Linked DNA regions of Homo sapiens: region 1 is linked to region 2. Evidence: read pairs that join two places in POLR2A ChIA-PET (ENCODE). Cell type or tissue: OCI-LY7. All regions are shown on one strand. Region 1 overlaps FOXN3 (forkhead box N3). Region 2 has its middle 18 kb from the start of FOXN3-AS1.

Region 1 (2,500 bases), 76 kb before region 2:
TTAAACAACTTCTCTTTCTGTTACCAGGTCCTCTAATGCATGGCCAGGTCCAACGGCTTCTCAAAGTACATTCTATAGTCTCTGTAGGTCACATGGTCTCTGTTGCAACAACCCAACTCTGCCATCATAGCACAAAAGCAACCATCAATGTAAACAGATAAACGTGGCTGGGCTTCAGTAAGACCTTATTTGCAAAAACATTATCCATAGTTCACTGCCCACTGCCCTACAGCTCCAATACTGGTACCCAGGACTGAGACTCACAACTCCCAGTTTTAGGAAACTTAAAAACCAGAGAAGGAGTTTTCAGGGTTAAGGGATTTGGGCTGGGTCCTGTGGGATGGGTGGGGTGTGGATGATGGCCTAAGTCAAGTGCTCCAAGGTCGAAAAGGAAGACCCCCATTGGGGGATACAGACACGGACTAGAGTAAGTTACCCCATCCGTAATAAGAACACATACCTGGTTGGGCTGCACCTACCATCACTGCCTTGAGTAATCATGGCATACATGCAGCTCACTCCCCACCCCGGGTCTTAGTTTCCTCATCTATAAATTAGGTGCTGAGATGAAATCATCCCAAAGGCCCATCATTCTATGCTTTGGGAACGTGTGATTACAGATTAATTAGAATACATGGGTCCTCATGTCTCCAACTCCTTCACAGTTTCAACACAGCCAGCTTTCTGTTCTAGGCCAGTACCACCCATGTGTGGGGTCAGTGAGAAACACATTATTGTGCTTTCAAAGGGGAGCCCTTACTTGGCTGACATGGACATTGGAGTCAGACAGACCCGAGTCTGAGTCTTGTTTCAATTTCTCAGCTGTGTGGACTTGGGCAAAATACATAACTGCTCTGAGCTTCAAATTTTTCATCCATAAAATGGGAGTGAATTAATAATACCTGCTTCACAAGATTGTTGTGAGGATTAAAGGAGATAATATTGTGCTTGCTTGGCACATGGTAACAGTTCAATAAATATCAGCTCTCGGGCCAGGTGCAGTGGTTCACACCTATAATCCCAGCACTTTGGAAGGCAGAGGATCACCTGAGGAGTTTGAGACCAGCCTAGTCAACATGGTGAAACCTGTCTCTGCTAAAAATACAAAAAATTAGCTGGGCATGGTGACAGGTGCCTATAATCCCAGCTACTTGGGAGGCTGAGGCAGGAGAATCGCTTGAACCCAGGAGGTGGAGGTTGCAGTGAGCCGAGATCACGCCACTGCACTCCAGCCTGGGCAACAGAGCGAGACTCCATCTCAAAATAAAATTAAAAAAAAAAAAAATCAGCTCTTGTTATTATGATGGCAACAAAATATTAAATAGCCAGCTTTCCTTGACACTGAGCTCCAAACCATTCAGTGCCTGCCTGATGGAATAGGTACTTGTCAAATTGTGAAATCATGCAGATTTCATCTAAAAAAATTGCACATGACTATTTGTTTTCCATAGTCTGATGTTAATTTCCTTGGTCCAAAAGAAGCGTTTTGTCTCAGATGCACTAAGATAGAGGTGGAAATGGAAGGATCGAAATAGAACAAAGCAAAGAGCCAGCCACTGGAGTAGTGCCAAGAAGGACATGGGACTTTGAGAAAGCTACTTGCTTTGAGTCATGTCTTCGTGCACACTGAGAGATGCTCCGGCCGGTATGGCAGTCCAGGGCTTCCTAGAGAGGTCCTGCCCCAAAGGGCTTACCACCTGCCACCTCCTTCCTTAAGGAGGAGAGGCCCTGACCCCGATACTGCAAGGGAGCAGGACAGGGCAACAGCCTGACTTAGAGAATAAAGCTGGAGTGGGCAGAGGTGGATAAGAGAAGGGTCTCCCTGGCTGGGGCAGCTGGGCCTCTGAGGCCACTGTTCTCTCACGGATCCTTGAGCTCATGGTGGGAACTGGAGCGGATATGGTCCACTTCCTCATCACCAAAAGATACTTGTAACTTTATAGAGAGGTGGCCTAGAGTTGGTACTCCTCATCAAGCTGTCATTCTGTCCAGCATATGCCACGGTCTCCCAGGATCTGGCAGGCTTGAAGGCTTCTCCTGGAAACGGCCTAGGTTTATTTCACTATGAGTGCCCAGTTAATTCCCCGGGGCCCCTGCACACTGGCCTTGCGTTTCTGCCCCCACTGCACAAAATGCCCTCCCCTCCCGCCAAAACTGCCTCCTCCTCTGGACCTGGCTCTGGCTCAACTCCTCAGGGCCCAGCTGCCCCTAAAGGAGGAAGGAGAGAGGGAAAGAGGGAGGGATGAGAGAGGAAGAGAGAGGGATGGAGAGAGAGAGGGGAAGAAAGAGAAGGAAAGAAAGAGGGAGAAAGAGAAAGGGAGGGAGGGAGGGAGGGAGAAAGGGAAAGGGAGGGAGGGAGGCAGGAAGACAGGGAGAGAGGTAAAAAGAGAGGGAGGAAGGGAGGAGGGAAAGGATGAGAGGGAGAGGGAGGGAAGGAGAAAGAGGGGAAGGAAAGAGGAAGGGAGGGAAAAACGGTGAGAGAGAGAAGGAAAAAAAGGGA
Region 2 (2,500 bases):
TGGAGTTTCACTCTTGTCGCCCAGGCTGGAGTGCAATGGCCCCATCTTGGCTCACTGCAACCTCGCCTCCCAGATTCAAGCAATTCTCCTGTCTCAGCCTCCAGAGTAGCTGGTATTACAGGTGCCTGCCACTACGCCCGGCTAATTTTAGGTATTTTTAGTAGAGACGAGGTTTCACCAGGAGTCAACCTGGTCTTGAACTCCTGACCTCAGATGATAGCCCCACCTCACTGTCCCAAAGTGCTGGGATTACAGACGTGAGTCACTGCGCAAGCCTTTTTTTTTTTTTTTTTTTAAGATGGAGTTTTGCTCTTGTTACCCAGGCTGCAGTGCAATGGTGTGATCTCACTCAGCTCACTGCAACCTCCACCTCCCGGATTCAAGTGATTCTCCTGCCTCAGCCTCCAGAGTAGCTGGGATTACAGGTGCCTGCCACCACACCCGGCTAATTTTTTTGTATTTTTAGTAAAGACAGTGTTTCACTGTGCTGGTCAAGCTGGTCTTGAACTTGTGACCTCAGGTGATCCACCTGCCTCGGACTCTCAAAGTGCTGGGATTACAGATGTGAGCCACCGTGCCTGGCCTTATCAGAATCTTAAAACACAAAGGTTTTTTAAGAAGCTCATGATCACTCCAGAGCACAGGCCTGGAACTCCAAGTCCATCTCCATCTCCCATCTGAACCCTTGGGAAGAACAAGCAGCTGTAGAGGTACCCATTTTCAACTCACAGAATAATCTCCTTTTTCTCCAATCCTCACCCTATTGCCTGCTCCCAAACCACCAAATAAACCTTCTTTGAATGTCCTACTACCACAAGGACAAAAATCTGATGGATTCTCTTGAAGGTAATGCTTCCAAAGCACAGACATTTGACAAGAAACCATTTTCAAACTATGTATCTTGTTCTTTGCACTCCGGTAGTTATTGTCTGCCAGTTTAGAAACACCACTGACCCTCACACCAGAACTACTTTCCAAAAGCTGTATTACAGAGAATTATTATAGTTACAGGTACAGATCAACCTTAGTCAATTCTGTATAAACGTTCAACAATTAGCCAAGCACAATTTGAATACACTGTACTGCTAATCAGATTAACTTTCCCCCATATATCCTAGACAAGAGGGTAAAACTCTCTTACTAAGGCAGCCTGGGGCCAGACACAGTGGCTTATGACTACAATCCCAATACTTTGGGAGGCTGCGGAGGGGAGGATTGCTTGAACCCAGGAGTTAGAAGCCAGCCTGGGCAACACTGCAAGACCTCATCTCTACAGAAAAAATTTTTGTAATTAGCTGGGCGGTGCACACCTGCTACTCATGAGGCTGAAGCAGGAGGATCACTAGGGCCTGCGAGGTCAAGCCTTCACTGAGCTATGATTGTGCCACTGCACTCCAGCCTGGGTGACACAGCAAGACCCTGTCTCTTAAAAAAAAAAAAAAAAAATGGCAGCCCAATACCCCCACAGGCCCTCAGAGCCTTCACCCAAGCTGTATACATGAGAGACAGAGAAGAAGCATACTCCCTTAACTCACTGCCATCTTCCACACCCACGTCATCTCCACGTCCATGGCGCTCCCAGATAGACTGTGGTACGACAGCCAAAGCATTCGTTCCCTCACAAACCACCCCAGATGCTTCCTTGAAAGCTCCCCTGGTGCCACTACTAGAATCTCATCTCGAGACCAGCCAACAGCTCCGTAAAAAGGGGATGAAGTAGAAAGCTGAGGTCTGTGGTTTCATTCTTGAGAAACCCTCAGCTATCCACAGGGATCTGATTCCACTGCCATTTAGAGTGACTCTGGCTTCTGCCAACACCAGCTCCCTTTGAATCCAAATTAAACCTCTCACAGATTTCCTGTGACACCAGCCTTACAGCAAAGCCTCCCAATGGCTACAGTCATGCAAACAAGCCCTGCCCAGACCTTCCTGGATCTCCTCTGAATGAACAACCAAGTTGCCTTGGCTGTTCAGAAGATAACACTGACTAAAGGCACAGCAGGTTTTACGTACTCCATTTCCTAGGGCTCCTCCCTCACATCCTTCATCACTCATTTTTCTTTATTATTTTTTTTTTCAGAGATAGGGTCTTGCTATGTTGCCCAGGCTGGTCTCGAACTCCTGGGCTCAAGCGATCCTCCTGCCTCGGCCTCCCAAAATGCTGAGATCACAGGAGTGTGCCACCGCGCCCGGCCTGTAGATCAAAATCTACAACTCATGGGTAGGAAGAAAGTTACCAATGCTGACTGCCCTGACTTATCATTATAATCTAAACAGAGCTATTTATTTACTAATTACATTCTTGGTTTTATAGCCCTGGCCAGAAAAGGTTTGTTTATTCATTAAAAAAAAAAAAAAAAGTTAATTTATAAAGAAAATAAAATCTACAAGGTTAGCCTTAGGAAGACTTTTGGTCATGGTGTCATGCCAGCCCCTAATTTAATGAAGCAACTGTGACCTAGAAAACAAAGTGACGTAGGGTCACATGTTAGGGTGCACA

Evidence for each region. Peaks named below come from ENCODE experiments on the same cell type or tissue, not always from the same donor. Only the 100,000 strongest peaks of a DNase experiment are listed, where the experiment ranks them.
Region 1: POLR2A ChIA-PET joins it to region 2 with 5 read pairs; 2 of 35 experiments call an interaction of 5 or more read pairs at or near these places.

The regions. Positions count from the first base shown.
Region 1 is chr14:89,358,036-89,360,535 of GRCh38, forward strand. All of the region lies in intron 2 of FOXN3 (forkhead box N3), which reads right to left. All of the region lies in intron 1 of FOXN3-AS3 (FOXN3 antisense RNA 3), which reads left to right. Among named protein-coding and RNA genes, the nearest start is that of FOXN3-AS3, 9.0 kb to the left of the region's middle. In OCI-LY7, no CTCF peak of the experiment used is centred here; no DNase peak of the experiment used is centred here.
Region 2 is chr14:89,433,946-89,436,445 of GRCh38, forward strand. It overlaps a transcript of FOXN3 not described here. Among named protein-coding and RNA genes, the nearest start is that of FOXN3-AS1, 18 kb to the left of the region's middle. In OCI-LY7, no CTCF peak of the experiment used is centred here; no DNase peak of the experiment used is centred here; H3K27ac peaks cover 611 bases.